Regions from separate parts of the Homo sapiens genome. Here regions 2 and 3 are each linked to region 1. The links are chromatin loops, found by intact Hi-C in ENCODE. Cell type or tissue: B cell. All regions are shown on one strand.

The links. Peaks named below come from ENCODE experiments on the same cell type or tissue, not always from the same donor. Only the 100,000 strongest peaks of a DNase experiment are listed, where the experiment ranks them.
Region 2: it touches region 1 in a loop (9-fold over the local background); 4 of 110 quality-filtered maps call a loop at or near these places.
Region 3: a loop joins it to region 1, with 23 times the contacts of the local background. A loop is called at or near these places in 5 of 110 quality-filtered maps.

The regions. Positions count from the first base shown.
Region 1 is chr5:78,264,692-78,272,691 of GRCh38, reverse strand. It overlaps AP3B1 (adaptor related protein complex 3 subunit beta 1), which reads left to right. Exons shown (of 27, transcript NM_003664.5): 2 at 5,097-5,172. Among named protein-coding and RNA genes, the nearest start is that of AP3B1, 26 kb to the left of the region's middle. RefSeq lists an enhancer at 441-1,171. In B cell, CTCF peaks have their summits at 3,180 and 3,382 (motif pointing right); a DNase peak (open chromatin) is centred at 3,361; H3K27ac peaks cover 858 bases.
Region 2 is chr5:77,512,899-77,520,898 of GRCh38, reverse strand. It overlaps a transcript of WDR41 not described here. Among named protein-coding and RNA genes, the nearest start is that of WDR41, 25 kb to the right of the region's middle. In B cell, no CTCF peak of the experiment used is centred here; no DNase peak of the experiment used is centred here.
Region 3 is chr5:76,863,885-76,871,884 of GRCh38, reverse strand. It overlaps S100Z (S100 calcium binding protein Z), which reads right to left. Exons shown (of 5, transcript NM_130772.4): 2 at 1,601-1,719. Among named protein-coding and RNA genes, the nearest start is that of S100Z, 18 kb to the right of the region's middle. RefSeq lists an enhancer at 840-1,537. In B cell, a CTCF peak has its summit at 3,599; a DNase peak (open chromatin) is centred at 3,604.

The DNA of each region.
Region 1 (8,000 bases):
AAAATTGCCTCCTTCTTTCCTTTCTGTATCCTTTTCCTCTGTTTTTTTCCCCCATATCACCTTACGACTTAAAAATGTCTTATTTATTATGTTTGTTGTTTCTTTTACTTAATAGAATGAAATCCCTATGAGGGCAAGGGTTTTTCCTATCACTTTTGTTCATTGCTGTGTCACAGATGCGAATGGAGAACCAGATGAGAATAGAGCTTCAGAATCTAAAGGAGGAGGGAATTTCAAGATGGAAGAGTAATGGTCATATGTATCAGATGTCAACAGAAAGAGCCAAACTTTGTAAAATAATTGAAGAGGTTTATTCTGAGCCACATATGAGTGACCATGACCTCAAGAGATCCTGAGAACCTGTGCCCAAGGTGGTTGGGTTACAACTTGATTTTATATTTTTAAGGAGCGTAAGACATCAGTTAGTACATGTGAGGTATACATTGGCTCAGTTGGGAAAGGCATGACAGCTTGAAGCAGGGGGCTTACAGGTTACAGGTGGATTTAAAGATTTTCTGATTGGCAATTACTTGAAAGAGTTAAGTTGTTATTGAAAAACCTGGGATCAAGAGAAAGGTGTGGCTGGGTTAGGATAAAGGGCTGTAGAAACCAAGATTCTTATGAAGTCTCTTAGGTGGCTGCCTTTAGAGACAATAGATGGCAAATGTTTCCTATTCAAATCTTTAAAAGTGCTGGACTCTCAGTTAATCTCTTTAGAATTGTTAGAGCCTGGAAGGGGAAACTCTGTAGAGATCCTTTACAGATGCAGATTTTCTTCCACAAAAGGCTGCTTTGCAGGGCCGGTTCAAAAATATGGCAAAGAAGCATATTTTGGGGTAAAATATTTTGATTGCCTTCTTTATATGTCATGTGACGTTATGCTATAGTCAGGTTGGAAAGTAAGCCACGTTACGTAGGGTTAAATTAAAATCCATCTGATGAGAATTTATGGTTTGTAGGGCAGGACTCCTCAGGCCCCTTAGGAATTTGGGCAAGAGAGAGAAAAGTCAGAGTTTAGTCCTCACAAGTACAGAGGAATAATCTGAAACTATTCATGAGATTTTACCTTGGATTTTTAAATTAAGACGTTGTTTGTTACCCTGTGTGAGAGACATTTTAAATTAAAGGTAAATGAGATTACCAAGAGTTGAGGAAGGGTCTGTAGGCTTTTTTCTTTTTAATCTTGTGAACAGTATAGGAGGAATATTCATATTTATTTGGATAATTTATGATTCTGACTTTTAGAAAGTTTGTTTGTTTTTTGTTTTTTGAGATGGAGTTTCACTCTTGTTGCCCAGGCTGGAGTGCAATGGTGCCATCTCGGCTCACTGCAACCTCCACCTCCCAGATTCAAGCAATTATCCTGCCTCAGCCTCCTGAATAGCTGGGATTACAGGCATGTGCCACCATGCCAGGCTAATTTTGTATTTTTAGTAGAGATGGGGTTTCTTCGTGTTGGTCAGGCTGGTCTCAAACTCCCGACCTCAGGTGATCCTCTCGCCTCAGCCTCCCAAAGTGCTGGGATTACAGGCTTGAGCCACTGTGCCCTGCCTAGAAAGTTAATAGATGGGTGAGCAGGTAAAGACACTAGCAATGGAGTTTTTTGTTTCTATTCACTGTTGCATTTATTAAGTGGAGGCTTTGTGCCAAAAGTTTTTCCCCTATATTACCTCATGACTTAAAAATTTCTTACTTATTATGTTTGTTGTTTCTTTTACTTAATAGAATGAAATCCCTATGAGGGCAAGGGTTTTTCTGTCATTTTTGTTCATTGCTGTGTCACAAATGCGAATGGAGAACCAGATGAGAATAGAGCTACAGAATCAAAAGGAGGAGGGAATTTCAAGATGAAAGAGTAGTGGTCATGGGTATCAGATGTCAACAGAAAGAGCCAAAGTTCTGAGCACTCTGCAAGGGAAGCTTAGATCCTAAGTGAACTGAAAATGTTCCTAAGCCTTAATGTTTTGCACAAAAACATTATTATTATGAGGGCCACTCCCTTTGGCTACATAGCACTGGGAAATGGTAAGTTCTGACTCTGTTTCCAGCGTTTTTTCTGCATATCCATTCATATTTGCAGCGCACCACTTGGATAGTAGCATCTTTTATTGGAGTGGTTCTCTATGCCTAAAGAGGTGCCTGTGTTTTGGAATTTTTTGGTAGGGCTCCATAAAGGTCCAGCCTTCCCTTCGTTGAATATTTTTATACATCCTTTTTTGGGCATGTATCTCTGATTGGAAATTGCTATTCCTTATCACTTTTCCAGTCCATGATTTCCTGGATGTAAGTTTTAGGTGTTGCTTTCTATGGTATATAAATTTTGGTGTACCATAATTTTGAGGAAAAAGAAGGTAACTTTGTAGTGTGGGGCTCTCAAATGGTAAAAGTCCTTTCTTTTTTCTTTTTAAAATTTCCAGTCCAATATTGATGGATACTTCTACAAAATACAATAAAAAATAAATTACTAGAAAAATAAAATGGGCCAGGCGTGGTGGCTCATTTCTGTAATCATAGCACTTTGGGAGGCCGAGGTTGGTGGATCACCTGAGGTCAGGAGTTCGAGACCAGCCTGGCCAACATGATGAAACCCCATCTCTACTTAAAATACAAAATTAGCTGGGTGTGGTGATGCACTCCTGTAATCCCAGCTACTCAGGAGGCTGAGGCAGGAGAATCACTTGAATCCAGGAGGCGGAGGTTGCGTGAGCGGAGATCACACTACTGCATTCCAGCCTGGGTGACAGAGTGAGACTCTGTCTCAAAAGAAAGAACAAACAAACAAAAACATAATAAAATTAAAGAAAAATAAAATGAAAAAGGCACACAAAATAAAATACAAGCCCCACTTTTTAAATTAGACTCAATAAACATAAAATTACATTGTCAAATTGTTCCGTCACGGTTCTCAATGTGCTTATTCTGAATTTTGGTACCTATCTCCTCATGGGTTGGTAACAAAAATTTGTGAATTAGTCATGATTCTTGGACCAGACTTTCTCAGATCATACTTTAAGTAGCACTGATATAGTGTACAGTACTACATAGTCTTAATTTTCCCCTTAATTTATGTTGTCTTTAGAAGGAGTAGAAGGTTTTAATGAGTTATGGATTATAGATTGATTAAAAAGAGAGGTAATTTACACTACATAATAGCCCTAACACATCCCTAGTTCTTATATATAACTGGTAAACTTTATTTTTCAGTTATAGTTACTAGTTCATTCTGGGGCTAAAATAAGAATGACTTTCCTGGTAATAGTAAGATTTGCCTTAAATGTTCAGTTATATATTCTTCTCTGTCCTTTGAAACTTAAAACTGGCCTATTTTGAACATGAAAGGAAAAGTTATACCATTTAACACCACAAGATGTCACTTATGTAAAAATAAAGTTGGTATCCTAATACTCAAAGCTAGAAAGCTACAGGTAACTAGGTAAATGAAGACACAGGTAAATTAAAAATGAATATATTTGAAACAACTATTGTTTTCAGCAAAGAGTTGAGGAAAATATTGCTAATTCAGCATTATTTTGACTCAAATATTGATATTTAACAAAATAGTATCTAAGATTTATGCAGTAATACATGTTAACTGATCATATTTGAATCTACGTAATGAAGAAGGTAGACCTAAAAGAACTTAATAAAAGTTAATGTATTTTGAGGGTAAAGTAGGTGTTATGGTATTAACTTTCCTAAATCTTTACTGTTTTGGTGACAGGCAAAGAAGAATTTGGGAAGAAACATGTAATTTATATCAGAATTTTAAATAGATCCTTATGACATACGTGAGAAGCTGCATATTACATCAGGTTGAAACAGTGCCTAGGATTTTTCTTGTCTCTTCCCTGAACCTCAGAATTATTAGTTTCTCTTCCTATATTAATGCAGTATTTGTTGTTGAAGACTAGCTTTTCTGTTAACCATGAAGAGCAAAACCTTTATCTTTAATATTGAGATTCTGTTTTCTTGTTTTTAGTTTCAGAGAGCAGGTGCTTGTTCTGGGCACTCTGGGAATTTGGGCTTTAGATGAGCAAACCAAGTTTCCATTAGTTTACGAGTAAGACTATGCCTGGAATTAGAGGTTGGGCTGTTCTAAAAATTGACACTTCATTCCTCTTCATTGCTCACTTCTCTCTCCAGATAAAACTGGTAGAGGAGAATAATGGGACACTTTGGGGAACAGAAAAGGGGAACAAGCAGGAGAAAATTGTTTTCTTTTTTGGCATGTGTGTATGTGTGACCACATTTCCTTTCTATTTAGTTCCTATCGAATTCTTTTTTTTTCTTACCTAACTTCAGTAAGATTTTTTTAAGGTTTCTTTTAGGGTTTAGGTTTTTCATTATAAAAGTATACATAGTCATTAAGTAAATAGGAAAATACAGCAAAAAGTAGAAGAACAAAATACAGTTACATATATAGTTCCATTAATTTCTCTCCCTTTTCTGTTACCTGTGAAATCTGAAAGAGCCTGAAAAGTTTTATGCAGGGATCCTAAATTCCTTAAGGTGAACATTTATAGTATGTGTAGTAGTTGTATGTTCTCAGAGACAGTTTTTATTTATTACTACCTCTACTGTTTAAATATTTTCAAGCTGTATTTTTAATTAGGAAGAAGTAGGTGTTTTAATTATTTAATTGTATTTTGTCTTCTCTACTGGTCACCATTGCATTTAATTTTATGAGCTGTTTGGAAAGTAAGGCTCATTTTTTTCATAATAAATTTCATTGCATTTATTCCTTTTGAAAAAAATGTGCTTAGCTTTTACTTATTTTTTTCTTGCAATGACAGTTTGTAACATTTAACCCTTGTATTAGTTTGCTAGAGCTGCCATAACAAAATGCCACAGACTGGGTGGCTTAATCAGCAGAAATTAATTTTTTCACAATTAATGCCTGGGAGTACAAGATCAAGGTGTTGGCGGGTTTGGTTTCTGCTGAGGCCTTTCTCTCTGGCCTGCAGATGGCCACCTTCTTGCTGCAGTTATTTAACATTGCCCATGATATTACTTCTAATTCTTATGAAAATGATATATTTTAAGCTATCTAATATAAAAATCAAAGTATGGATTTTTTTTCTTCTCTTTTGTAATAGGAATGAAGATCTAAAGCAAATGTTAGAGAGCAACAAAGATTCTGCTAAACTGGATGCTATGAAGCGGATTGTTGGGGTAGGTAAAATACTCATTTACTTCAATTTTGGAAAAATGGACAAGCAGTGATCATATTATTATATATATATATAAAAATACGTTAAATACCAAGTCTAATATTCTGTTTGCCCTTAATATTAACTTAGAATTTCCTGTCCAAAAATGTTAAAGAAAAAAGTACATTATTGAAGTGTCAAAAATCAAGAAACTTAGGTTTTAATTTTATCTTTTCTCTGTTTTAATTTCCCTGTATCTAATTTCAAGGTATTTCTACTATGAGAATGAGGTAGTTAGTCATTTTGAAGACAAAATAAGATGATATACAAGCTATTTTGACTTCCTACACAGAGGGATACTAAAGAATGATTTTTTTTGTCCTTTCACAGCCTAAATGTTCTGAGCATACTTTCATCTGTTTTTTAAATTCTCTTACTACCAATAGAAACACTTTATTCAGTTTAGAAGCCTAGAACTTCTAATAAATATTATTAAATATAAGAGCATTCACCAGTGTTCAGCTGTAAAGCAAAACATAAACAATTGATTAATAAGTTATGAGGATTCTATTGCCAGAGAATTAAAGATATAATATAGTTCCTTAATTATTTTTAATGTTTTAATTTTAATTTTTTATTTTTCCAGGGTTCTAGTTGTATATACCATCTTTAGTAAAATAGTTTTGCAATTTATGTTGCACTCTCTGTACGTACTCATTTGATTTTCCACATTCACAGAGAAAAAACTTGCTTAATTCCACTGACTATCTGATGCTCAGGAGTTTTGCTTTTGTTTCACTGGAATCAAATTCATAAAACTGATTTTTCTTATTAACACTATCCTTTTTATCACCACCATTGCTGATTCTATTTTCCACTTAATTTTATATAATAAGGTCAAAATTGAATACATTTGCATAATTGCTTAAATAAACTACTGTAATAAGGCGATGACACAACTAAAACAATACTGTTTTCCAGCAGGCAGTGCCATCGTATGAGAGCTTCAGATCTCTTTTCCTTTCTTGATATATTAAAGTCCAAATAACAGGTATCAGCATGCTCTGTTAAAAAGTGAGGTGGTATGAAAATCAAATATATTAAAGTCAAGTACTAATTGTATCTGTAGGACATCTGTAAGTGACTTGATCCTTGCTTTCATGTTTATGTCATTTGGCAGTATAGGGGCAATTTTGAGGATTCCATTGTAAATTTTTGATTTGTTAATGTTATGCTCTATACATAGGAGTATTTATGGGCAGGCAGTTCTTGCTTTGCATGGCTTTTATACATATGAATTTCAGTTACTACAGTTTAGTTAAGTGACACCAATCCCCTAACAATATGGTTCAAATTTCATTTACCATGGTGTATTAATTGTGTACTTGGATAATGTACAAACTTGACTGCTAGCTCTTCATTCTACAAATAACTTGTAAATTACAAACATGTATCATGATCCATGATCAATCATGTCACTTCTTTCAAAATCTGTCAGTGATTGGTCACTGTGCATCTGTTACTCAGTTTATGCACAGACAACAAAGCATGTAGTTGTGTTGCCTCTTTGTCTCCCAGTAAGAAACACATGTGACATTTTACAGAAATGAATAATTGAAAGAGGCATTTGCCCAACAAAGTGAAAATACAGCAAAGAAATGAAAAGTGATAACATGTAATGAAAATCAGGTAGAATATAAATGAAGTTATACAGAAGTAGCTGGCTGTGGAACTACTGACATTACACGTTTTTAAGAGACTGAATTTATAGCTGGAGGAACTTGGTAAGGTGAGATTTTCAACCAACATAAATGATGAAAGTGATTTTGTTGAAGAGCATGAAGCTGTCTCAGAGGAAGTGATGCTGTCAGAAGACCTCACATTCATTAAAGGAACTCTAGGAGATAGTTGAGAACATTGAAAATGCAAAGGGTAAAATGTTGGAAGCTGATCCAGACTTAGAAAGGAGCATGATAATTTACTGAGGAATACGAAAGATTCTTCCTCAGTATCATGAGTTAAACACTGATAAGAGAACAAGTTCTGTTCAAACCACTCTTGATAAGTTCATTTTCTTTGCCTTTTTTTTTGTTTTTTTAGAGACAGGGTCTTGCTCTGTTGTCCAGGCTGGAGTACAGTTGTGCAGTTGTAACACATTGCAGCTTTGAACTCCTGAGCCCAAGCGATCCTCCCACCTCAGCCTTCTGAGTAGCAGGGACTACAGATGTGTACCACTATGCCCAGCTAATTTTTTTATTTTTATTTTTTGTAGAGACAGGGTCTTGCTATATTGCCCAGGCTGGTGTAGAACTCTTGGTTTTACTTGATCTTCCCACCTCAGCCTTTCAAAGTGCTGGGATTATAGGTGTGAGCCAATGTGCCTGGCCAAGTTAATTTTCAATTTTTCCAACGTTTTAAGTTATAGTATACTAAATATTGATTTTTATTATTTTTTCACTTTCCTATAAATTTATAACTGACAGTAAAAGAGTTATTAATGCTTTGACAGAAATTTTAAATAGTATCCAGGGATTTAGTGAAATAAATTACCTTAATGGGATGTAAGAGCCATAGTTTAAAGAAATAAATAAGGGCAGTCCCTACTTTGCATGGTAGTGCAGGTCTATGCCCTGCAGGAATGCAAGCAGAAACCATGGAAAGAAATTTTAATAAGCCAACTGGAAAAATTACAATTGATCTATGATGCTTAAAATTTTTGTCAAAACAGGAAAATTAGCTGAGTCAGGTGGTATACTGTTTTGAGTTAATGACTGTAATAAATAGTTTTGTATAAATCTTTCCAGACGGACTGTTTATCCCTTGTTCTTTCCCTTTCTTCCTTCAATAACA
Region 2 (8,000 bases), 750 kb after region 1:
AAATTTGTCAGACTCCAAATTCCATTCATTATCAAACCTAGTTTTCGGCCCTGTATAAAATAAAGTCTATTTCTAGGTCTTGATAGGTTAAATAATACCTAGCATAATCTGCACAAGCATAATCTGAACCTACTTACCTACAAGTAACTCTTTAACAGCTATAATGTACTCTGTAATAATTGGGAACAGGGCAAAGTGACCTTCAGCTTTATGGGGTTCAGATCTGAAAGGAAGTTCATTTTCAGGGTGGATGAGCAGCTGAGGAGGAGTTTGCAGGGAGAATGTCAAGCAAGGCTCAATTTTACGAGGATAAAGCTAGTAAATTTGGTGATAGAGATGGTCATTCTGCATATACCAGTGTATAAGGCACCTCCTTGTTCAATGCGGTGTCAGGTCTTTGAGCTCTGTTTCATTTGTTGGTGTTGCTTGTGTGACTTCTAGCAAGTTCATTTCTTGATGATTTGGTTTCCTCATGTGGAAAATCAAACTAACCGTACTTACATCCTACTGCCTCACAGAGAAAGTGTGAAAATTAATGGGTTAATGCTGGAAAAGATCTTAAAGATCTTTAGATACAAGTAATTATCAATCATAGCATAGAATCATTTGGACTTTAGAATAATGGTTCTAAAGAGATTACAAAAATACTGTCAATGCACGTTTATTAGCGTAGACCCTTTTTCAAGTTACAGCTGTAGTTTCTAATTTAGCAAATTAATTTTATTTAATCAATCCATTCTAAATGGGCCTGGAACTCTGTCAGAGAGTGATCTTACACCAAAAGGGCAAGATACATGATCATCGTGGCATTCTCATCTGAATGTTAGGTCTCTAATTGTGCAATTTTTCCCAGTTAGGCTGTGTGCCCTCTGCAAATAATATGAGGAGAGTAACTTAGAGGCCTAAAAACATTTTTTAGGTGTTTTTCTTTTACTTACAAAAAATACAAAATTTTAACATACTGGGAAAATACATTGAAATAATATATTTTATTAAGAATAATTTAAAAAAATATTTTCAATGAGCAATCCAAGGGCTTAGATTAATTAACCTTCTGGAGCTTTGAATCTAGTAGCCTTCCTGTGTGTGTTTATATGAAAGTTATAAGGAAAAATTCATGAAAAAATTTAAGTACATGCCTAGAATTGAAATAATTTTAAAATGGACTTCACATTTAACATAAACACTTAAACTAATTTTAATAAAGATGAAAAATACATGATTTTTAAAAAATATTTTTAATTATTCAACTTAAATGCAAACCAAGGTGGTTTTTTTTAGAATAAAAAGTTTAAAACCTGGTACAAGTTTCACAAGAAACTATTTTCAGGTCTAATATTAAATAATTACTTCACAATAAATATAATTTTGTTTGAACTCTTAGTATATTTTGTTAAAGATAATTTGCTAGAGCAGTGGGTAGATTAAATTTGAAAAAAATAAAGACTAAATACTTGGAGATAAATTACAACCTGAACTTACAATTTAATTACCATGTTGATTATTTAGTAAATACAGTGAATACAAAAATAACGTCCTTAGAAAGTCATACAGTATAATTGATTATGGTGTCTACTGCTCAAGTATAGTTTGATAAGTTTGGTCTTACATACTTTGAAAATAATTTATAGGAGGTTTAAGTATTAAAACTCATTATGTATGCAAGGATATAGGAGAGTAATTTAAACAAGTTTATTTTACTGAATATAAATAACCAGGCAGAATACCCTAATAAATAATTATTTTCCTTTTTGTATTCATTACAGTAATTCATTATTGAATTATACTGGTCAAGTACCTGAAATTATATTTATTGAATACACAAATTATATTATTTGATATTAGCTGAAAAGTTCTTTTTTCTTACCTATTCCTAGCACTTAGCTAAAGACCTTGAAAGTGTTTTTCAGTTTAATAAATGTAGTGTTCTTGCTTTGAACGTTAGAGAAACTGAGTCTTAGAAAATTAACAATTTATTGGAGGTCGCAAAGAAAATTAGTAACAATTGCAAATAAACTACTTCTCACTGAGATTATTCATTTGGAATTAAATTTGTACTGCTCATATATATTTATTTAGACATATATTATTGGATTCTGAAAGTAGTATCCTTGAAACTTCTTTTGGGAAAGTTTGGTTTATAAACTATTTAATTTGGAAAGTGGTTTATCTTATTTTAATCCAAACATATTTTAAGTTCGTAGCTATTCCAGAAGAGAACTTACTCAAAATGAATAAATAAACAAATTAAGAAAATAGTATTTTTCATATTCACATTTATCATTGGAGTAAGCGGAATTTCTTGTTAAAGTGGATTCTGATCTGTGCTATATGAAAACAAATGACTTAGGGAAAACAAGGCTATAATGCCACCTGGGGGCTTTTAAGGACATCACAGTTCACTAAAACTGATAATCCTATAGGATAAATTCCAGTTAACTCCATTTGCCCTGCAGAATAATAATTACCATTTATTTTTCCCTTTTCACTGATTTTTATAGTGATTACAAAGAAGGAATAATGGTTCAAAATATTATCCTATTTTCTACAGTCTACATTATCAAGATATTTCTTTCCTGTAACCAACCAACATTCTTTCTTTTAGGAGACAGCATAGGTACACCATAAGATGTCTACAATTTTATATTACATTATGAGATGCAATAGGGTTACAGGGTCAAACCAAAAAAGAACAAGCTTAAACAACAACAAAAAAAATCCCATATACTGATACGTATCTATGGCAGTGAAAATATTCTCTCTTTTTTTGTTAATCTTAAAAACTCATAGAAGAGTTAGTCACACCAGCCGAGCCACCTCAGGGAGGTAGCATATGAGAAGTGGTTACAATGCAACACTTTTTTTTGAGGGAGCTCATTTGCATTCATAATTTGGTAGTCTTTACTGAATGCCTAATGTTTGCTGAATATTGTTAAGAAAAAAGAAAGGCCCTCTGTGTTGTCAAATGATGGTATACACAATACACATGAGATGAAAATATATAAGAGCTGCTAATGTCTTTATCTACAGTATTTTTGTTTTATAACAAAATGTTCGTTTCTTCTTATTATTATTTTTACCGTTTTGGCTATCTTATGCTTTAACTGTATCTTTCTTATTTGGGTGTTTTTCAAATTTCTGTTGCTATAAGCAGTATCATGTTTAATTAAAAGCTCATTATTGTATTTGTGAATTTATTCACATCCTTTTTCTCTTTCCGCTAATTACCTGTTAGCCTGGTATATATATATATATATATATATATATGTTCAATAAATATGAATAAATGTCAATATGTTAGAATTTTCTAGTTGTCCCAACAGAAAAGATATATCATAAAGGAAAAGGAAAAAAAGTTGAAATAGACAGTGACTAGATCTGTGAGATGAAGGATTTGGTTCATATGCACATGTTCAGAGAACTAAGCATGGTCTAGCTGCAGCAGGGGCATTTAAACAAGAATAAGAAGTTTGCAAGTGAGTCTGATCTGTTTTTTTTGTTTTTGTTTTTGTTTTTGTTTTTCCATCAGCTAGTCACTATAGCATCTGCTGTAAGCTCTGGTTAGAAGTTGATGAGATTTGTGATGTTTAAAGATGAAGATCTATAAATTATATCTGTAGGTTATTTGAACTGTATTACATTACTATGGCAGAAACTAGTAGCAGTTCCCCTAGATCCATCTTTATTGTTACCAATAAAATTTTTATCTGAGCATTTCACTGCTCAGAATAGAGGTTACCTTCCCTAGTTTGCCTTGCAGCTGTCTGTGTCCATATAACTAAGTTCTGGCCAATGGGTTGTAAATAGAAATATCCTGTGGCAACTTCTGGAAAACATTCTTTTATTTTATTTTTTCTTTTTCTTTTTCCTTTTTTTTTTTTTGGAGATGGAGTCTCGCTCTGTCACCCAGGCTGGAGTGAAGTGGCGCAATCTCGGCTCACTGCAACCTCCAATCCCAAGTTCGAGCGATTCTCCTGCCTCAGCCTCCCGCGTAGCTGGGACTATAGGTGCGTGCTACCACACCCGGCTAATTTGTGTATTTTTAGTAGAGACAGGGTTTCGCCCTGTTAATCAGGATGGTCTCAATCTCCTGACCTCGTGATCCACCCGCCTCGGCCTCCCAAAGTGCTAGGATTACAGGCGTGAGCCACTGCACCCAGCTGGAAAACATTCTTAAGAGACAAGTGGCACACACAATTTGCCTCTTCTTTTCATCCCTTCATCAATTCTGCTGTTTGAACATAGGTGCTATTGTCTTGGGTCATAATACAGAGGCCACACAGAGTAAAGCTACATGGAAAAACCAAAGTCCCTTGCACCATGGGGTGCTAAAACAGCCCTGGACTATTTACCTCGGAACTATCTCCCTAGAAGGGAGAAACCAACTTCTATTATGGCACTCTTATTTTGGATTTTCTACAACTTGCAGCTAAATCTATTCTCAACGGATATAATTGCTATGGGAAATGCAGATTCATTTATTGATTAGTTACGGAAAAAGTATATGTTTTAAAATTAATTTTTATATAATATATTCATGCGTTATTTACCACATTCATTTTGTCCATCCTCTCAGCTTAGAAGCATCATGACAGTATTAGAAAGGGTACTGTTATACACAGTTTATAGAAATGCAAATAATAAACATAAGAAAAATATCCAGCCTATAACTAAAAATGCAAATTAAAACAATAAATTATTCTTTGCCTACTAGTAACTTAACAAGAACGTTTTTAAATACCCAAAACAGATAGAGAAAGGAAACTGGCCTACCATTTCACTGCTTGTCACAACATAACTTGAAGAGCAATTTGGAACTACGTACCAAGAGCCATAATAAGATATTTGCCTTTTGATCCAGAAATTCTGTTTCTGGTAAACAGTTGTAAAATAAATTGGGAATACTAAAATGTTACATGCACAAAGATACTCATTGAGGCATTATAATGTTGACAAATTGGAAACAATCTAAACGTCCAATATGGGGACTGGCTAAGTAAAGTATAATCACATATATTGAATAGATTATCAAATGGCCATTGAAAATGAGGGTTATTTATTTACTCATTCAAAAAATTTATGTGTTGGCATACAATGGCATCTCAATAAATATAATCCTATACTGCCTAATGATTTTTTTTGGTCAATGACAGACTGCATATATGATCATGGTTCCATAAGATTACAGTGGAGATGAAAATTCCTATTGCCTAGTGATGTCAAAGTGCAATGCATGACTCATGTGTTTGTGGGGATGCTGGTGTAAACAAAGCAGTCATATAAAAGTAGAGCATATATAATATGTACCCTATATAATACTTGATAAGAATAATGATGTTACTGCTTTATGCATTTACTATACTCTTTTTATTGTTATTTTAGAGTGTATTCCTTCTACTTATAAAAAAAATGTTAACTGTAAAACAGCCTCAGGCTGATCCTTCAGGAGATTTTCCAGGGAAAGGCATTGTTGTCATAATAGATGACAGTTTCATATGTGTTATTGCCCCTGAAGACCTCCTGATGGGACAAGATATGGAAGTGGAAGATAGTGATATTGATGATCCTGACCCTGTGTAGGCCTAAGCTAGTGTGTATGTTCATGTCTTAGTTTTTAACAAAAACATTTAAAAAGTAAAACAATAAAAATAGAAAACTCTAAAAATAGAAAAAGGCTCATAGAATAAGTATATAAAGAAAACATTTTTGTACAGTTGTAAAACATATGTTTTAAGATGTGTTATTAAAAGTCAAAAAATTTTTTAAAATTAAAAAGTTGATAAGGTAAAAGAATTATAATAAGCTAAGGTTAATTTATGATTGAAGAAAGAAAAAATTTTAAAATAAATTTAGTGTAACCTAAGTATACAATGTTTATAAAGTTTACTGGAGTGGACAGTAATGTCCCAGGCCTTCACATTCACTCACCTCTCACTCACTGACTCACCCAGAGCAACTTCTAGTCCTTCAGGCTACATTCATGGTAAGTGCTCTATACAAGTAGACCCTTTTAAAAATCTTTCATACTGTATCTTTACTGTACCTTTTCTATGTTTAGATACACAAATACTTACCATTGTGTTACAATTGCCTACAGTAGTCAGTAGAGTAACATGCTATCTGGATTGGTAGACTAGGAGCAATGGGCTAGACCATATAGCCTAGGTGTGTAGTAGACTATACCATCTAGGTTGTGTAAGTACCCTCTACAATGGCACAATGACAAAATCACCTGACAACACATTTCTCAGAATGTGTCGCTATCATTAACTGACCATTACTCTATTTGTCAAATGTGAGTGTCTACTATGTTCCAGGGTTTGTTCAGGTTACATAATGATAGGCAAAAGTAGGTAGACATGGTCTTGGTTCTCATAGAGCTTACACCTTATGGGGAAGACAGATGATGAAATCATTACACTTCTGGTTATTGCTGTATAGGAAAGGAATATGATTCTGTAAAAGCAAATAACAAGGGAACCAGACCTAGTTTGAAATGTTAAGACAGGCATTGCTAATTAAAGGTGTGACCTTTGCACTAAGACTTAAAGAATGGAAAGAAGTTAATGAGAAAAATAGATATGAACGCTGTACATTAACATGGAAAATGTCTAGGCTATTGTAACTGGAAAACACGTAGCACAAAAATGAATCTGCAGTATGATTATGTGCGGATGTAGGTGTACAGAAAAAAAAAGACTGGTAGGAATACATCAAAATGCTAAGAATGATTTAAAAGGTGGTAAAATTTTAGGTGATTCCCCCCCATATATTTCCCTAATTCTGTATAATGTACTATAATTACTTGTATGAAAAACATTTTAAAGAAATGCTGTTTTTTTCTGTTTGAGTAACAAAACAATCAGCATAACACATGTAGGGAAGTTTTGACTCTTAGAGTACAAAGAAGAAAAAAATTAAAGTTTTTTTTGTAAAACAAAAGAAGAAAAATATATGTTTGATTATGCAGTCATTGCCTAAGAAAAGCCCTCTGTGGACATGTGCATAGGGTATTAGAATTTGTCTACTCCAAGTTGAAAAACGGAGCAGAAAAGTTTTGTTTTCTTTTTCTTTTTACCATTCAGAGGGTCTTCTGTAGTCAAAGGAGCTAGAAAAATAAGTTGGGCTCATGAACATTTAAAAAGCAGGCTTAAAAGCTGGCAAATACTATGTGGAAATGATTAACTGTTTTTGGAAATTGTTCGGTTAAAACATGTTTAAATTTTTATGAAGGAAAAAAGGTATACTAGCCCTTTTAAAGGGCTGGTTTAGAAAATCTTGGCAACTTCTTGTCATGTCTAGTATTGTGTACAAAGTAACTTTTATACTTTCCCTGAATGCAAGGAGGAAGGAAGCAGATGGATGAATGAGGAATAGTAATTTAGTTCCCAGAGAAACCCTTTGCTAATTGGAAAAAAAGGCAGGATCTGTGGCTATGGCAATGTATCTAGACTATTGTGAATTCTTCTGCTGTTATTTTCTACTCTAGAAAGAAGACACATTATAGATTTTCTTTTTCAGTTTAAGAGCTAATTTAGTTATCTAGTGAATGCTGACCACTAGCAACAATAAGAAAGGCCATGCCACTGAAGAATTCAAGTTTCATTGGCAGGTGCACAGACCTACAGAGTGCCAAGCAGTAATAAGACTCTAAAATCTATTAGTTAGGCTCAGGAATCTTTACAAAATTTCATTAAACAGAAGTTAACACAAGAAACTATGTACAGAAGTACAAGAATTAAAAAGTGCATGTGCCATATAGTTTATCCCAAGAATATGAAGGTGAAACAAAACCATATATGTTCAAAATATGTCAATTACTTAAGTTTATTTTAGCGTCTGTGGAATAAAATCATAATAATTTAAATTAAGGTTCCAGATTTCAGCCAGGTGGGGAAAACGATAAGCCTTTTCATTCCGTCTTAATCAGGAAATTTCCATTGCTAATTAAGACTTCCTAAGAGAAAAGGCATCTTTGAATCCTTAGCACTTGAAACAGG
Region 3 (8,000 bases), 1.4 Mb after region 1:
GGCTCAAAAAGGCAGGGGTATGGGGCTTACAGATCACAAGTGGATTCAAAGATTTTCGGGCAGGGCCCGGTGGCTCACGCCTGTAATCCCAATACTTTGGGAGGCCAAGGTGGGTGGATCATCTGAGGTAAGGAGTTCGAGACCAGCTTGGCCAACATGGTGAAACCCTGTCTCTACTAAAAATACAAAAAAAAATTAGCCGGGTGTGGTGGTGCATGCCTGTAATCCCAGCTACTCAGGAGGCTGAAGCAGGAGAATCACTTGAACTTGGGAGGTGGAGGTTGCAGTGAGCCAAGATCATGCCACTGCCCTCCAGGGTGGGTGATAAAGCGACACTCTGTCTAAAAAAAAAAAAAAAAAAAAAGAGTTTCTGATTGGCAATTTGTTGAAAGAGTTAAGCATTGTTGTCTAAAGACTTGAAGTCAGCAGAAAGAAATTCTTGAGTTAAGATAAAGGGGGCTGTGGAAGCCAAGGTTCTTCTTATGTAGATGAAACCTCCAGGTAGCAGCCTTCAGAGAGAATAAATGATAAATGTTTCTTTTTGGACCTTAAAAAGTGTCAAATTCCTAGTTAATTTCTCCTAGATCTGGAAAGGCCTAGCTGCATTAATGGAGATTCTCTATAGATGCAAAATTTCCCCCATAAAAGACGGCTTTACAGGACCATTTCAAAATATGTCAGAGAAGTCTATTTTGGGGTAAAATATTTTGATTTCCTTCATGGTCTGCTATCTGTCATGTGATGCTACCAGAGTGAGGTTGGAATTTGGTATCCCAAAAGGAAAGAGGTACAATGAGGCCTGTCTGACCTCTCTTCCCATCAAGGCCTGGAATTCAGTTGTTCAGGTTTCTCTGGGGTCCCCTGGGCCAAGAGAGGGTCTGTTCAGTCAGTTGAGGAGCTTAGGATTTTATTTTATTTTTTTCTTTGTAGAAATGGAGTCTTGCTATGTTGCCCACGCTGGTCCCAAACTTCTGGCCTCAAGCAATCCTCCCACCCCAGCCTCCCAAAATGCTGGGATTATAGATGTGAGCCAGCGTGCCCAGCCTCCTCCTCATTTTTTAAAGCACTTTCCCCTCTCCAGCTCTTAAATGTTGTTCCCACTGTGGTCTCAGCTACTCCTATAATTTCAGTCTCTCCCAAGATTATATTTCTTGGCCCAGATCTGTCTGCTAAGCTCCAGAACCATCTATCCAACAGCCTGCTGGACCACATCTCTACCTGAATGTCCCACAAGCTTTTCAAACTCAATTCGGACTGTCCACTAAAGAAAAAAAAAAATCAAGCTTTTAGAAAGTTAAAACTAGTTTTACTCAGGAATCTTACTGAGGACTATAGACCAAGGTCTACATCCTGGGAGCAGCCCTTCAGAGGGGTTCTGTGAGACTGCTCCAGCAAGGTAGCTCCACCCGCAGCTTCTACACAGGCCTTGGGGGTTCACTACATGCAAAGTCACATCAAACTTGCAGAAGTTACATTAAAGCAGAATCACATCAAGGTTTGTGTATAAGAGTACATCTGGTATAGATTACAGAGGCATCATCCCTAACCCCATCAGACATTATGTTACCTATAGGAAAAGGCATTAATTAGGCTTATTTACCTATTAAGGAATGCGATGACTCAGCCGAGACACGGGACTGTATGCTGTATCCTTTGTCTTCAAAGCATTTTTCTGGAGAGCTGGGTGTCTACACAGAGTCAGGGGCTTGTGAAATTACACTGGCAAGCAGAAATGAGTAAATACGTCTTTTTACGTTTTCTACTTTATCTCACGGGACCTAAGCAAAACTCATCCCCTCAGTCATCTCAAACATCCAGTTCCTTGGTCACACCAGCTTCTGTCACAATTTTTTTTTTTTTTTGAGACGGAGTCTTAGTCTGTCACCCAGGCTGAAGTGCAGTGACAGGATCTCAGCTCACTGCAACCTCTGCCTCCTGGGTTCAAGCAATTCTCCTTCCTCAGCCTCCTGAGTAGCTGGGATTACAAGTGGGCACCGCCACGCTGGGCTAATTATTTTGTGTGTTTTTAGTATAGATGGGGTTTCACCATGTTGGCTAGGCTGGTCTTGAACTCCTGGCCTCAAGTGATCCACCTGCCTCAGCCTCCCAAAGTGCCGGGATTACAGGTGTGAGCCACTGCACCCAGCCACAATTCTTAAATACCAGCTAAACTGGTCCACTTCTCTCCATTCTTCACCACCTTTGGGGCCTTTTAATTTTTGGTCCCTATTACTGCAGTGGCTTCCTTACTGCTCTTTCTACTTTCTACCATGCCCCTCCATTCTCACGTCTATTCTGCTGTCAGAGAAGCTGATCTAAATCACAAATCAACACCCACGCTCCTGGCCATTCAAAGGGTTGGCCCTGCCTGCAAACTGACCATGGTGTTGGGAGCTCCCATTCTTCCATGCCTTTGCAGGTTCTGAGCACACTGTGTGGAAAGCTAATTCCATCTGCTCCTTTAAGATCAGTTCAAATGTCATCTCCTCTTGGACATTTTCCTGCACTCTTCCCAACTACCCACCCCACATCCCCCCATCTCTGATAGGTGCCTTCTCTGTCCTCTCCTATTTCCTACCTTATGTTTGTTTTTCTCATCATTGCACTTACCATACATTCCCAACATCACGTTTTTTTTTGTCTGCCGTATGTTCCCCACCCTCCACACTTTGAATGAGTTCCTTGATGTCAGGGTTGATATCTGGTTCATCTATGCATTCCACAGCATTTAGCACAGGGACAGGCATATGGAAGTGCTCAGAAATCCTCACTGATGGATGAATTCATAAACAAATCAATCAGAGAGGGAAACATAAGATTCCCCAAGAGTTGGCCTTGTCTAGTTTAACTGCCAAATAATTATTTGATTGCCTTTATTCCACATAAAAATTTGCTTCATCAAAGGGAGAAAGAGAAACAGACAGACAGACAACAGTCATGTCAATGAATATAAAGAGTTTGAGCTGGATGTGGTGGCTCACGCCTGTAATCCCAGCACTTTGGGAGGCTGAGGCGGGTAGATCACTTGAGGTCAGGAGTTTGAGACCAGCCTGACCAAAACGGTGAAACCCCGTCTCTACTAAAAATACAAAAAGCAGTGAGATGTGGTGGCATGCGCCTGTAGTCCCAGCTACTCGGGAGGCTGATGCAGGAGAATCGCTTGAACCCAGGAGACAGAGGTTACCGTGAGCCGAGATAATGCCATTGCACTCCAGCCTGGGTGTTGCAGCCAGACTCTGTCGCAAAAAAAAAAAAAAAAAAGAGTTTGAATTTGGAATAAAATATTATTTAATTCCAAATTAAGTTGTTGAAGTTATAGATGCACTAAAATCAGTAAATCTTACAGAGTATATGGGTCTCAACAGTATTATATTTATATCATATTTAACCATAAAATAATTTACTCGGAGAACTCAGTTGGCAGGTAAAACTCCTAATAGAATAGATATTGAAAATTGTAATGCTGTAATTTGATTCAAGAGATGAAAATGTGGCTTCTACATCTTGGCTCTTGGGGTTTAAAAGCAAGGTGATTTTCTCTTTGTTTCTACTGGGCTTTGGCAGAGCTAAATATATCCTTTGGTACATGCTGCCCCTTAGTGTCAATCTCCAGGACTGCACCTGGCAGCCCTCTAATTCCCAGAATGCACTTGAAATCCTATTTATAAAGCCCTTTCTTCAGGGGCTTATCTTTATATAACCCAGCCTCAGCCCCTGCCCTCCAGGAGACTTTCAGAAACAAAGGCAATGTCAAAAGGCTCAAAAAGAATCTGTCAGGCTAGAGACACAAATTTACGGGTGACATGAAATCCCAGGAGGGGGAGACACACCTGTTGATAGCACAGAGGGTTATCCTATGCACCTTGCTTGCTCTATTAATTATTTCCATTGCACTTTGCAATTTTGGTATGAGTCATAGCCCTTAGGGCGTAAAGGTCTGAGATAGTGTGCAAAGAATGGGAGAAATGATCAGATTTGGGGGGAGCTTAAAGGTAATGACTGTGGCCGGCCGCAGTGGCTCACGCCTGTAATCCCAGCATTTTGGGAGGCCAAGGTGGGTGGATCACCTGAGGTCAGGAGTTTGAGACCAGCCTGGCCAACATGGCGAAACCCCATCTCTACTAAAAATACAAAAATTAGTCGGGCATGGTTATGCATGCCTGTAATCCCAGCTACTCGAGAGGCTGAGGCAGGAGGATCATTTGAACTCAGTTGCAGAGAGCTGAGATCACACCACTATACTCCAGCCTGGGAGACAGAGTGAGACCCCACCTCAAAAAAAAAAAAAGAAAAAAAAAAAGTAAGGATGATTTTAGAGAAAAAAAACTGGTAAATATCCACAAAGGTGGGAGCAAAAGGAGAAAAGATATTTGTAAGTGAGGCATTGGTCATGGACTCTGAAAGACAAGACGTATGTGAAGAAGAGGCATCCTGTCAACCGGGCAGGCAGACACCCTCCTTAGACTGAGGATACCCCCAGAGTGTCTGAGCCAGGAACTGCCCTGGGGCCAAGACTACAGTCATACAGGAGGCTAAGTTGCTTCCTCCTAAACTCTCCAGTTTTTGTCTTTTTATGTAACCAGATTCAAATGTTCTATCATTTTCCTAGCAACAGCATGAGGAATCTCAGTGGGAGGGACGGACCTCAGAAGGGTGGACACTTTTGAGGGTGGTGAGTATGTTTATTATCTTGACTGTGGTGATGGTGTCACTGGTGTATACAGATGTCAAACTTACCAAAGTGTGTATTTTAAATACGTGCAGTTTATTGTGTGTCAATTATAACTCAAAGCTATTTTTAAAAGGAAAGAAAGAAGCTTTCCTAGAATCGCACAACTATGTCGTAGCAGAGCTGAGACTCAGACCCATGCTTGTCTGACAAAAGATAAAATCATGCAGCCATTTAAAATTAGAATTATAAAGACTACAAAAATGCAAAAAAAATTTCAGGAAAATGGTAAGTGAAACTAACAAAGTAGAAATTATACATATGCTGTAATGGATAAATGTTGTGTACCTAAAGAGGGAAAATGAAATAGTCCTGTGTTACTTAATGACAGAAATATATTCTGAGAAATGCGTCATTAGGTGATTTTGTCATTGTGTGAACATCATAGGGTATACTTACACACACGTAGATGGTACAGCCCACTACACACCTAGGCCATATGGCATAGCCTATTGCTCCTAGGCTATAAACCTGTACAGCATATAACTGTGCTGAATACTGCAGGCAACTGTAATGCAATAGTATTTGTGTAGGTAAATATAGAAAAGGTACAGTAAAAATATGTATAAAAGATAAAAAAAATAGTACACCTTTATAGGACACTTACCATGAGTGGAGGCTGCAGGACTGGAAGTTGCTCTGTGTGAGTTGGTAAGTAAATGGTGAGTGAATGTGAAGGCCTAGGACCTAGGACACTACTATACACTGCTATAGCCTTCATAAACATTGTACAGTTAGGCTGCACTAAATTTATTTTATAATACTTTTCATGGCCAGGTGTGGTGGCTCATATCTGTAATCCTAGCACTTGGGGAGGCTGAGGCAGGCAGATCATTTGAGCCCAGAATTTCGAGACCATTGTGGGCAACATAGTGAAACCCTGTCTCTGCTAAAAATACAAAAATTAGCCGGGCATGGTGGCGCATGCCTGTAGTCCCAGCTACTTGGGAGGCTGAGGTGGGGGGACCACTTGAGGCTGGGAGGTGGAGGTTGCAGTGAGCCAAGATCACTACACTGCACTCCAGCCTGGGTGACAGAGCAACACCCTGTCTCAAAAACAAGCAAACAAACAAAAATTTTTCTTTCTTCAAAATAAGTTAACCTTACCTTACTGTAACTTTTTTTTTTTCTTTTTTTCTTTGAGATGGAGTCTCACTCTGTCGCCCAGGCTGGAGTGCAGTGGTGTGATCTCAGCTCACTGCAACCTCTGCTTCCCGGGTTCAAGTGATTCTCCTGCCTCAGCCTCCTGAGTAGCTGGGATTACAGGCACCCGCCACCACACCTGGCTAATTTTTTTTTATTTTTAGTAGAGACGGGGTTTCACCATGTTGGCCAGGCTGGTCTCGAACTACTGACCTCAAGTGATCCACCCACCTCAACCGCCCAAAGTGCTGGGATTACAGGCATGAGCCACTGCGCCCAGCCAACATTCTAGCTTTATAAGCTTTTAAATTTTTTAAACTTTTTGACACTTTTGTAATAACACTTCACTTGAAACTCACACTGTACAGCTGTACAATTTTTTCTTTATATTTTTATTCTATAAGTTTTTTCTATTTTTAATTTTTTTTTTAACTTTGTAAACTTTTTCATTAAAAACTAGGACATGGGCCGGGTACAGTGGCTCACGCCTGTAATCCCAGCACTTTGGGAGGCCGAGGCAGGTGGATCACCTGAGGTCAAGAGTTTGAGACCAGCCTGACCAACATGGTGAAATCCTGTCTCTACTAAAAATACAAAAAAAATAGCCAGGCCTGGTGGTGTGCACCTGTAATCCCAGCTACTCGGGAGGCTAAGGCAGGAGAATCACTTGAAGCCGGGAGGCGGAGGTTGCAGTGAGCCAAGATCGCACCACTGCACTCCAGCCTGGGTAACAAGAGTGAAACTCCATCTCAAAAAAAAAAAAAAAAAAAAAGAGCTAGGACACAAACACACACATTAGCCTAGGCCTACACAGGGTCAGAATCATCATTGCTGTGTTCCGTCTCTACATCTCATCCCACTGGAAGGTCTCAGGGACAATAACACCTGTGGAGCTGGCATCTGTGATAACAACGCCTTCTGAAGGGCCTGCCCAAGGCTGCTTTACAGTTAGCTTTTTTTATGAATTGAGGGAGTACACGCTAAACTAACAGTTAAAAGTATAGTAGGCCGGGCGTGGTGGCTCATGCCTGGAATCCCAGCACTTTGGGAGGCTGAGGCGGGCTGATCATGAGGTCAGGAGTTTGAAACCAGCCTGGCCAATATGGTGAAATGCCATCTCTACTAAAAATACAACAATTAGCCAGGCATGGTGATGTGCGACTGTAGTCTCAGCTACTAGGGAGGCTGAGGCAGAAGAATCACTTGAACCCGGGAGGCAGAGGTTGCAGCGAGCCGAGATCGTGCCACTGCACTCCAACCTGGGTGACAGGCGAGATTCCCTTTCAAGAAGAAAAAAGTATAATAAATGAGGCCAGGCCAGTGGCTCACGCCTATAATCCCAGCACTCTGGGAGGCTGAGGCGGGTGGCTCGCTTGAGCTCAGGAGTTTGAGACCAGCCTAGGCAACATGGCAAAACCCTGTCTCTACTAAAAATACAAAAATTAGTTGGATGTGGTGTCATGCGCCTGTGGTTCCACCTGCCTCTGGGAGGCTGAGGTGTTAGGATTGCTTGAGCCCAGGAGGCAGAGGTTACAGTTAGCCGAGATTGTGCCACTGCACTCCAGCCTGGGTGACCGAGTGAGACTCCATCTCAAAAAAAAAAAAAAAAAAAAAAAAAAAAAAAAATATAGTATGCATTAAGCAGTAACATAGCTGTTTATTATCAGGTATCATGTAGTGTAATTGTATGTTCTATACTTTTATACAACTGGAAACACAGCAGGTTTGTTTACACCAGTATCGCCCCAGACATGTAAGTATTGTGTTGTGTTATGACAGTGTGATGGTGTGACTTCACTAAGCAAGAAGAATTTTTCAGTTCTATTATAATCTTATGGGACCATTGTCATATATGTGGTTGGTCCATCATTGAGCAAAATGTCATTATGGGCACATGACTGTAGTTTTATTCATTGTTTAATAGAATTACGGAGGATTTAGAAATTCTTTAATGCTGCTGACAAATTGCATTTTCAGTTAAAACATTAATTGTAATAATACAGTATTTAAAATTGTAACCTATCTCCATATTAAGCACTGTCTTTTAAGGTATAATGTTGAATAAAGATTTAGCATATAAAATTCTAGATTTAAGTTTCCAGTTTATAAGGCTTCTTTCACATACTTA